Linked DNA regions of Homo sapiens: region 1 is linked to region 2. A link is a contact called in ENCODE Hi-C or POLR2A ChIA-PET data. All regions are on one chromosome and are shown on one strand. The core of a region is the stretch at or near the end of the contact, and the rest is flanking DNA. Distances in the headings are between cores, read along the strand shown.

What was found. A loop is a pair of places that touch in the nucleus more often than their neighbours do. ChIA-PET counts read pairs that join two places held with the same protein, here RNA polymerase II (POLR2A). Pooled maps may share reads with other maps.
Region 1: a pooled map shows a loop between it and region 2 (8-fold over the local background). The contact joins the promoter of SHISAL2A here to the promoter of CPT2 in region 2. A Hi-C loop is called at or near these places in 1 of 37 single-sample maps with no recorded cell type and 7 of 50 pooled maps. POLR2A ChIA-PET finds 5 or more read pairs at or near these places in 1 of 52 experiments (activated naive CD4-positive, alpha-beta T cell).

What each region holds. Positions count from the first base shown.
Region 1 is chr1:52,630,666-52,636,425 of GRCh38, forward strand. SHISAL2A (shisa like 2A) reads left to right here and starts at 2,503. Exons shown (of 3, transcript NM_001042693.3): 1 at 2,503-3,010. The coding sequence starts at 2,829. LOC124904178 (a long non-coding RNA gene) reads right to left here and starts at 2,790. Exons shown (of 2, transcript XR_007066084.1): 1 at 2,643-2,790. RefSeq lists silencers at 2,381-2,490, 2,581-2,770, 2,781-2,830.
Region 2 is chr1:53,193,341-53,198,510 of GRCh38, forward strand. CPT2 (carnitine palmitoyltransferase 2) reads left to right here and starts at 3,484. Exons shown (of 5, transcript NM_000098.3): 1 at 3,484-3,755. The coding sequence starts at 3,604. RefSeq lists a silencer at 3,468-3,827.

The DNA of each region.
Region 1 (5,760 bases), core at 1,253-3,752, 560 kb before region 2:
GACATACAGGATGGGTATTGCCTGGCACATCATAGCTCTGTAATAAGTGTCTGCAGGAGAACAGAATGAAGGAACACAATGCATATAATGAAGGAAAAAGCATTAAAGTAGGAGCTAGAACAGAGACATGAGAGGATGTTCACATAGAGTCCATGGAGCCCAAGGAGCCTCTGGATAGAGTGTAGAAGGTTCATGAATTTACGTGGGAAAAATCACATCCTTGGTATGCATTACCTCTAACTGAAATTCAGTATTTTCTTTCATCATGCATATTGGTAAGAAAACCCACGATAGTATTAGTAGTGCTTGTGACTTTGTCACCAATAGAAATCACAGATATTTTCATATTGTATTACAGTAGAGACATATTGAAATACTAGTTATTTTCATTCACCACTTCAAAATTATAGTAATTAATAGACTCATCTCTAGATCTTATTGACACTTTTTAAAAAGTAGGACAAATCATGATTCAATATAATTGGTATCCTCTGTAACCCTAAATAATTTTTTTTTTTAGTTAAAAACATTATTTGTGGCCTGGTGCGGTGGCTCACACCTGTAATCCCAGCACTTTGGGAGGCTGAGGTGGGTGGATCACTTGAGGTCAGGAGTTCAAGACCAGCCTGGGCAACATGGTGAAACCCTGTCTCTACTGAAAATACAAAAATTAGCCAGGCGTGGTGACGCATGCCTGTAATCCCAGCTGCTTGGGAGGCTGAGGCAGGAGAATCACTTGAACCCTGGAGACAGAGGTTGCAGTGAGCCGAGATTCCAGCCTGGATGACAAAGTGAGACTCCATCTCAAAACAAAACACAAAAAACAAAAACAAAAAAAAACCCACTATTCTGAATAGGGGTTCATAGGCTTCATCAGACTGCCAAGGGGGACATGGAGACAGACATGGGTATCAGCCCTGCCTGGGCCATTGATCGCTGTGTGGTATTGGACTTGTTATTTCAGGCACATTCACCCCTGCGTGGCTCACCCCAGAGGGCTGTTGGGAGGAACAAATTAATTCTTGGCTGGGAGAGGGTTTTGGAAATTGTTGGAGGCTTTCTAGTTTTGCCAAAAGCCAGGGCAGAGCGCTTTCTTCCTCCCAGCTGATCTCCAGGCCTCCAGGAAGCCTCTCCCTCCCAGAGGATTCCTCCCCTGTACTCTCCATCTGATAAAGAGGCTGAAGTGCACCCTCATTAGTGTAGGCTCTCCAGCTCCCAGTCTGCTCAGACCCACAGCTCAGGGGAGGAATGTTCTGGAGGATAATAACAGTTCCCTCCAGCTTTCATATTTGACCTTACAGTGACTCTTGAGGACACCGCCTCCCTCAGAGCCCTCCCCTGCTTCCTCAGATGGTGCCCCTCTGTGTCCAGGTCCTTGCATTTCCCTTTTTACTGCCCTGTGCTGTGATCGTCAGTCAGTCTGACTCCTCCATCAGACTGTGTGTTTCTCAACGGCAGGCCCAGATCTGATCCCTCTCAGGGGCCCTAGGGCCCACCCAGGTCAGGGCAGCGGCACAATCAGCATCTGAGGAGCTGGCCTGGGTGAGGACAAGGAACCCAAAGCTCAGAGAGAAACAGCAGGGAAGGGGTAGAGCTGGGCTGGAGCCCAGATCCCCTGATACCCACGGCCCGTTCCCCACACGTCCAAACCAAGGGCGAAGGAATCGGGGGTGCCCGAGGCACCACAGTAACTATTTCCTACCCTACCCACTGCTGTGAAAAATGTAGAGCTAAGGCACTGAAGGTGCTGTATGAAGCCCTTCCAGATGGCGTAAGGCAACAGGGTACATGGGGGAAGCCAAGGCACTGAGAGCCCCTTCAGACTGTGGTTCTCTGATGCTAGTGAGAACACTGCCCTTGTTCTCTGGAAGTAATTTTTCAAAATGGACAGGTCTGCTGACTTTCTTTGCTGGTCAGTGTGGGGAAGGAGGTTACCGTCTGGGCCCATCCACACCCATATTCGGCTCCTTGTCCCAGGCCAGTGGCAGGCAGTATGAACAGAAGAGTGTGGACATTGTCCGTGCACGAGCTAGCTCTCAGCGAGACTAGCAGGGACTCCAGATGATGAGGACATCTAAAAGCCCGCTAGAAAAGAGGCACCATGAAAGCCGCAGAAAGAGCAAGGACTTCCTACTAGGCCGCCCCCGGTTAAAATCTCGTGGGCTTAGGAACTCCGGGAAATGGCTTCTCTCTGGCCCTCAGCTCTCACCTTTAACACGGATGCGAACATCCCCGGGCCCCTGGGTTTTTGCGGAGGTTGGGTGAGGTTGTGTTCACTCTCCTCACTGACCCCGCCGTGTGGTCGCCGGCTGGTGCCTTGTCTGTCTGCCCCAGCCCCGAATGCCCCGAGACTCCCGGCGCCGGCTCGGTGCAGGTAAGGCGCCCGCGCCCTGGCCTCGAATTCCCGCCCCGCCACTCTGGCCGCGTCGTGCTGTCGTTGCGCACCCAGCGCCCTCGTGCAGGCAGGGGGAGCGCAGTGGGGAGGGGGCAGGAAGCGCAGGCAGAGCCAGGCGAGCACGCGGCTCCCGGCCCAGCTCCCCGCGTCCGCTCCGGCTCCTGCCGCGTTCCAGCAGCCGTCACTCCCGCCGCCGGCCCCCGCCGCCCGCCCCGCCTGCCCCTACCCCTCCGCGCGGGCCGGGCACCTGGCCGCCGCTCGGTCCTCGGGGCCCCGCGCTGCTGTCTCTGTCTCGGCTTCTCTCGGCCCCTGGGTCTCTTCGTCTCTGCCGTTCTCAGGCTCAGCTCCGTCTCGCTCGGTCCCTCGCTTCCCCGCCGGGCTCTAGCCGGCCGTCTGGTGGCCCGAGGTGGCGGCGGGCTGGGCGCGGGGCGCGATGAGCGGCGCCTGCACGAGCTACGTGAGCGCAGAGCAGGAGGTGGTGCGCGGCTTCAGCTGCCCGCGGCCGGGGGGCGAGGCGGCCGCTGTCTTCTGCTGCGGCTTCCGCGACCACAAGTACTGCTGCGACGACCCGCACAGCTTCTTCCCCTACGAGCACAGCTACATGTGGTGGCTCAGGTACCGTCCCTGGCCCTCACCCTACCTTGAACCCCACTCCAGTCTCAGCGCCTTCACCCCAGCCTCAGCCCCCACCCGAGTGTCCACCTGAACATCAGCAGCAAGCTCTAGTCCTTACCGTCCTCATGCCCACAGCATCAACCACCCCGTGAAACCCCATCTCAGCTCGATTTCCTCATCCTGACCCCAACCATTATTTAGAGCCATGCTCGGACCTCCCCCTCCTCTAATCCAAAACAATCCTCACTCTATCCCCACCCCAAACTTCATTCCATCACCACCCTCATCCCAACCCCAAATCACATATCAAGCCTCCCCCTAACAGCAACTTCCATCTTCAAACATTCACAGGCAGCCCAACTCCACCCCAATCATCATCCCACCAAGGTGCCCTTCCTAATATCAACACCAGCCTTATTCCTGACTTTCCACACTCCCCAGTACTGACCCCAGACCTTATTCTATCACCAGCCCCAACCTCCTCTTCTGTCCTGCCTGCAGTCCCACCTCAGCTCTTCTCCCACATCCTGACTCCAAATATTATTAATATCTAGATCTACATCCAAACCTCAACCTCCAGACTTAACCCTCGCCTGGTGCTACACCCCAACCCCAGCCTCAGCCCAGCGTCAACCCTTGGTTCCCTTTTGTATTTAGTCATTCTTTCGGGCACTCTCTACTGAGCACTTGGTGTGTGCCAAGCCCTGTGGTGAGTGCTGGGGATGTACCCCATCCTCAAGCTAAGGCAGAAGACTCGGGAGTCAGAGCTGCCTCCAAGTTCATCATGAGACAATGGCATAGTGCAGAAGCTAGCTCAGGCCATATTCATAGAAGTGTTGACTCTCCACCCATAGGACCTCAGTTTCCCCATTTGTTCAGGGAAGAGGTTGCATTCCTGGAGCCTAAGTGTTGGCTTGAGAGGGTAATAGGTCTCAATCCCCCTGGGTCTCCAAAGGCCTTACCTGGAGAATGGAACTTGATCCTCAGCCTACTTTGGGAAACAGGCATCAGCAAAAATTGAGTGGGCCATCTCAGTAGTTAGTGATTTTCCTGTCCCTGGAGGTATATGAGCAGAGGCTGCTGCCCTCTGGGTGGGAAAGGACAGTGTCCTATGCCACGAAAACTTCTCAAGTCTCTGGCTTTTCATCTATCAAACGGGCAGTAGGATGATCAATCATTGCCCTGATTTCTGACTAAGGCAGTGGTAACGGTCAAATGACATACATAACAGAGCTGAAATCAACTTGACATATGCCAATGACAATTACAAATATTATTGCTTTTTCTAGGTGACTCGATCCACAATTCTAAATGATTTTCAGATGGCCAGGTTATCAGATCCTACATATTTGTGCTATCTATAACCCAGGGAATTATATTAATGTATTTTCTGTTCATCCATATATTCATTCATTCATTCATTCATTCTAGCCTTTACTTTGTGCCAGGCACTTTGCAAGGTATTGGAGACACAAAAATCAATTATTCCCTGCCCCTGAGGAACTCACAGTTTATTTAGAGATACAATGGTATTCACTTGACAAGTTCATTTTGCTTGCTGCCCAAAAAAACCAATGCACTGAGAACAACAGGTTTTGCAGCAAAGAAAGAGTTTAATAATCACAGGGCCAACCAAGTGGCAAAATAGGACATAATTCTCAAATCCACACCCTCATTCCCCACCCCCCACCCCACCAGAGAATTCGGAGACTATGGTTTCTCAAGGAATGGTGGCAGATGGGGCTAGGGAATAGGGAATGCCAATTGGTTGGGTTAGGGATAAAATCGTAGGGGATCAAAGCTACCTTCTTGCACTGAGTCAGTTGCTGGGTAGGGGAGCTCACAAGACCAGTTGAGCCAGTTTATTGGTATGGGTTACTGGTCCAGGTGGCACCAACTGGTCTATCAAAATGAAAGGTCTGAAAGATACCTCAAACACCAGTTTTAGGTTTTACAACTCCTCCTATAGGAGGAGTTGAGGAGATTACAAATCATGTGACCTCCAGCTACACGACTCCTGAACCATAATTCTAACCTTGTGGTTAATTTGTTAGTTTAACAAAGGCAGTTGCAGTCCCTGAGCAAGGAGGGTGTTAGTTTTAGGAAGGGGCTGTTATCATCTTTGTTTTAAAGTTAAACTATAAACTAAATTCCTCTTATAGTTAACTTGGCCTGTGCCCAGGAATGAAGAAAGACAGCTCGTAAAGTTAGACACAAGATGGAGTCAGCTATGTCAGATTTCTCTCACTGTGATAATTTTTCTGTATCAGATTTCTCTTACTGTGATAATATTCACTAGGGCACTTTCACAACATTCACCTAAAGTGAAACAATGAAGTTTTGTTGAAGGCCCACTGTGTAGTTGGCATTGAGCTAGGCTCTGAAATAAGATGGCACTGACCTCCCTTGTAAGTACAGAGACAATGTGGAGCTTTGGGGCTGGTCAGAATCTGTCACTTATTATCTATGTGGATTGGAAAAGTTATTTAACTTCCTAGTATTTTCTCTCAACTTTAAAATGGTGATAGAGATATTTGTGTGATAGTACAGAGACAGTGTGGAGCTTTGGGGCTGGTCAGAATCTGTCACTTATTATCTATGTGGATTGGAAAAGTTATTTAACTTCCTAGTATTTTCTCTCAACTTTAAAATGGTGATAGAGATATTTGTGTGATAGTACAGAGACAGTGTGGAGCTTTGGGGCTGGTCAGAATCTGTCACTTATTATCTATGTGGATTGGAAAAGTTAT
Region 2 (5,170 bases), core at 2,234-4,733:
GAATCTATTGCCAGAGGGGCCAGAGAGGGGCAAGGGCCTTCCTGCTCTAGGGCCCTTCCCCAGAAGATGTTAGCTATGGGTCAAGTCTCTACCTCCTCCCCAACCCCCATTCTCCATTGCATCCTTGGAACCAGGAGCCCAGAAACCTGCCAGCCCAGATGACCAGGACCATGTTTGAGATGCATAAATTTGGTCCTCTGGATCCTTCAAAAGTACACTGTATTTGTCACTCCCCGTAGACCCTCATGCAATAAGTTCTTCATGCTCTGTACATCGATTCTTTTTCTCCAGCAGTTCTGAGCAATGCTTCAAAAACGAAACATCAGATTCCTTGTAAAGTTAAAAGGAACAGATTTTTTTCCCACATACCATGAATTTCTCATTGATTGGTTTAGTTACAATATCTAATGTGTCCACAGGTATGTTTTAAAAGTTCCTTTATGGGGCAGAGAGAGCATTTTTTTAATACTCTGGTTTCACTTTTTTGCATTTAAATACTTTCTCACATACTCAATATTTATAAAAGGGTTAGAGTTCATTTTAACAAATCCCATTAAATAGGCAGGGCTTTTCAAGGTCTTGCCTATGAATTTCCTCATTTCAAGCACTGTTTAGTCCAGGTAAGCTCCAATAGAACCTGAGAACTTGGGACTGCCAGGCCAACTCTAGGTACTAGTTCCTGACATTTCTTTGAATATTTGGGTGGTCACATTTGTTTTCTTTGGTCATACTTACCCAACTGGACCTCTTTTTTGTTGAAATGTGAACTCTACTGCTAGCCAGTTAAAGTTCATTGTTTTTCAGAACTTTGATTTTGAAGATGAATATGACTTTAACCTGGCCATCATGTACTGCTTTTTCATAGTTAATTCAAAACAGAGCAGAACTCTGGGGATTAGTTCAATAGAAACAATGTATTCTTCAGGATCTTTCTCTAAGTAGAGGAACTTTCTTGACCCTTACACAGCAATATATGGACTTTTTGGACTACCAGCTCATGGTTATTCTTAATGTGATCCAGACCCCAGGGCCATCCCCAGGAAAAGGAAGCAAAGCACCTCCCCACAGTAGGCCTGTGCTAGACACAGTGGACACACAGTGGAAACAAGGTCCCTGCCCAAAGACCTCAAAATTTATTGTGAGAGATGAATTGGTAATTAAATAGCTGATTATTTTAAAAGCCCTAATACAGTTGTGTTTCATGTACATAACTGTAAATGAATGTAAAAAGTGCTGTAAAATCACAGTGGGAGGGATTCATTCTTGCAGTGAGGAAGAAGGATGAGGATTGAGGAAGACTTCAAAGAGGTGAGTTTTGAAATAGGGTTTGAAGGACAAGTAAGAGTTTACTAGGCAGAGATGCATGGAAAGAACATTCCAGGCAGCAGAGACAGCTAAAATAAATAAATAAATAAGTCGCAGAGTAAGGAAAAGGATGGGAATGAGAAGTGGTTCAGTGTTACTACAGCATAGAGCAAGCTTGTCCAACCCACAGCTCAGGATGGCTTTGAATGAGGCCAACACAAATTAGTAAACTTTATTAAAATATGAGATATTTTTACAATTTTGTTTTGTTTTTGCTTATTAGCTATCATTAGTATTAGTGTATTTTATGTGTGGCCCAAGACAATTCTTCTTCCAGTGTGGCTCAGGGAAGTCAAAAGATTGGACACCCCTGGCATAGAGTATTTTGGGGTGACATGATGGGAGCTGGAGAAGTAGGTAGGGGTCAGAATTCAGAAGGCCTTGGACACCAGCCTAAAGGCTTAGAGTTGCTCCCATTGGCCATGCACTCACCAAAGGTGTTCACGTCCCTCTTTTGGCTGTTAGATTGGATGGGCTCAATCTTTTGGCCCTCTGTCTCTAGAATAGAGCCGCTGCTTTTCTACTGGGCCCACTATTTCTTCCTGGTCCTCTGATCCCCTTAGCACTACACAGATCTCGATATTTGCCTCGGGTATCAAGGCTCTGAAAATGATCAGGATTTAGAGGAGATGGCTCATTTTCAGAAAGAGTTTTATATTCTCCCTCTGGCCTTATACACTACAGGCAAATGGCACCGATGTTTTGGAGTTGGGCCAGTTGGGCCTTTTCTCCCCTCAAGAGAGGAGGATTCGATATTCAGTGTTTCTGAATTTCATGCTTAGTTCTTAAGCCATTTCCCATTTGCCCTAAGAAATAAGAGCTGGCAGCAAGCTGCGCTGTTTTTTTCTAAACGGGAAATGGGTTAAGCATTTGTGATCACCACTGAATGAGTGCCAGAGCTGGTTAGTGATCTTCCTGTTCAATCCGAGGTCACCTAACTAGATAACAAAGAGCTGAAACTAAAAGTCCGGTCTCCTGACTCCCAATCCAGTACTCTTTCTGGTGTGCTCCAGCTTCTGGCTCTGCTTAGCCAATTATGGAACAGACAGAATGTACTTGGCTGCCCCAAACGGCTAAAGGGCAGTTCTGTTCCCAAAATGGAATTCTGTTGTGCCTCAAGCTAGGCAGCATAATTGTGTGTCTTTTGGTAACTCCCTGTCTTCTTCTGTAAAATGGGAGTAGAGCCTACTTAATCCTGCAGCTACTTCTAAGATCAGGGATTGGGGCGTGGTGGGCTGTTCTGCAGCTGTTTTGTGATGGATGAGGGATGATAGATCTATGTTCAAGTAGCGGAATCTTAGAGTCAGGAGTTGGAAGGAATCTTGGAGGTGGTCTGTGGTGACAGGAAGCCTCTTCCAATAGACTGAACACGGAAGACTTCCTAGAGCCGGAGGACAAGGGTTTCTTTCCTCTTAGCAGTGAGCTTCTTGTTTTTGGAAATGCTCAAGCCAAGAATGGATGTTCAGGCAGAGGGGATTCCGCTCGGAAGGGGCTTTCTGCACTGAAGTGGTGGCCAGCGGGAAACTCCAGGTTTCCAACTCCTGCACAAATCCTTTCTAATATCCATCCACTCAGGTGAGCTGGCAGGGCAGTAGCTGTGCAGGGTTCAGGGTCATTATATGTCAATGACCTTCAGCACGGATTACTAACAACAGTAACATCCGTTACCGTTTACTGCTTTCCTATTAAGCACCATGCACTGTGCATAACATGTTATCTTTATCTCATATCTAGAATTTTGGGAGGTACTTTGAATCATTACGATCTATCTACTTCTTAGGTGAGGAAATAGAGGTTTAAAATTTAGTCCACAGTCTCGCAAGGATGGAGCCTGGATCAAATTTTGGGTTATCAGATTCCAATCACGTTTCTTAGCTTTTCTTTTTTTTTTCCAACTCCAGTTTCTGTCTTGCTCCAAAAAAGGGGAAGGAGCGGCTGCGGCGCTCGGTTTCCCGCCTCCTAGGGAAGGGAAGGGAGACGAGCAGCGCGGAGGCTGGGGCCCCCTTCCGGGCGGGGCCTACTAGTGGGCGGGGCCTGTCAGTGAGCGGCCCCTGCCCGGAAGGAGCCAGTCCGGGGCGGAGCCGATGGCCTTACAGGGGCCGGAAGTGGCCTGCGGGCGGAGAAGTGCCTCAGGAGTCCTGACGCAGTGTCTTGGGCGCTAACGGCGGCGGCGGCCTTGTGTTTAGACTCCAGAACTCCCCACTTGCCGCGTTCTCGCCGCCGCAGGCTCCCGGGACGATGGTGCCCCGCCTGCTGCTGCGCGCCTGGCCCCGGGGCCCCGCGGTTGGTCCGGGAGCCCCCAGTCGGCCCCTCAGCGCCGGCTCCGGGCCCGGCCAGTACCTGCAGCGCAGCATCGTGCCCACCATGCACTACCAGGACAGCCTGCCCAGGTGAGCCTGGCCTCCGGGTCCCCGCCGCCCGCCGCCGTCCCAGGATCGGCCCCAACCTGACTGCAGTCACTCATGACTCCTCTAGTGAACCCGTTTCCGCCCCCAAGCCCCTACCATGGAGGCTGCCACAGCCCCTAATCTGGAAGTCTTGGGACTTTTCACAATCTCCTAGCACAGGAACCTCAGAACCCTCAAATTCTCTTCCAGAACCCCTCGATGCTATCTCAGATTCTCCATCTTGAACGCTTCTCAGATTCCCTCTCCTTTAACCTAACTTCCAGCCAGCTATCCTGAGTCCTCTTCTCCCTGAAAAATGCCAGACCTGCATATTTCCAGCGCCGCTGTAATCCCTCGACTATGGTGTCTCCTGAAGTACTTTAATGACTGCCTCACATTCCTACCCGGAATATGGGTAGGCTGATTCCTAATACATCATGGTTACCATTCCTTAACTTCTCCCAGCACCGCCTTCACCCCTGTCACTCAGGACCCTCAGCCCCACCTCCCATTTCTCCAGTACTCTGTTCTTTCACCCCCCATGAGCCCCCACAAGCACAGCCCTGAAGTGTTCACCCTTGTCCTCAACTGACCCTCCCCCATGTTTTTAAATCTTTAATCTCCTAAATCCAGTGTTCACCCGGAAACCTTTCACTCTCTCCAAGCCCTCCTCAACAGGTTCCTCCCCTCAAAATATCCTTCCTCACCCACAGTACCCCTTGTAAGTGCAGCTCACCCTCACAGAATTCTAGACACCACCCTCAGTACCCCATCCACACTCCATCATACTCAGATCCAGGGTCCACCCAAATTTCTCTTCTCCTCCTCACCACTGGCTACCCTGCCTTCGAAACACTTCACCCAGAATCGACTTCCCCTCTGAAAAGAGCCCTAGTAAATCCTCTTCCCCTTCCCTCCCCCAGTACTTTCTTAAATCCAGCTTCCAGTTCTTCCAGCCTTCGAACTCCGCTTTCGTCTGAGTTGCCAGATCTCCTTCTTCAATATTAGAAATTTTCTTCACCCTCTAAACCAAACCTAAACTAACTTCTAACTTACTGAGTGAGTAACTCAGTTCCTGGAGCCAAGTTCAAAATTTGTCTCAAAGACCCTTCTCACCTTATTTCTCACCAAACTGCCCTCAGGGATTCCCCACACTCCAAGAGCTAGAGGCCAGGCTTCTTCCCCATGTGTGGAACATTGTGTCACAGGCCTCACCCGAGCTGCTGGGTTGTTTTTCTCTGCATCTGGGACCACTTAACCCAACGTCATCACTACATACCCTCACCCTCTCAGGAGGATCGAGTGATTCTTGTGAAATTACATTTTGTGCAAACATCTAAGACATGAAAATGAGATTATCTACACGTGGCAGGAGGGAGGAAGAAAAAGGGGCTTTGTGCCTGTGGCATAAGCCTGGT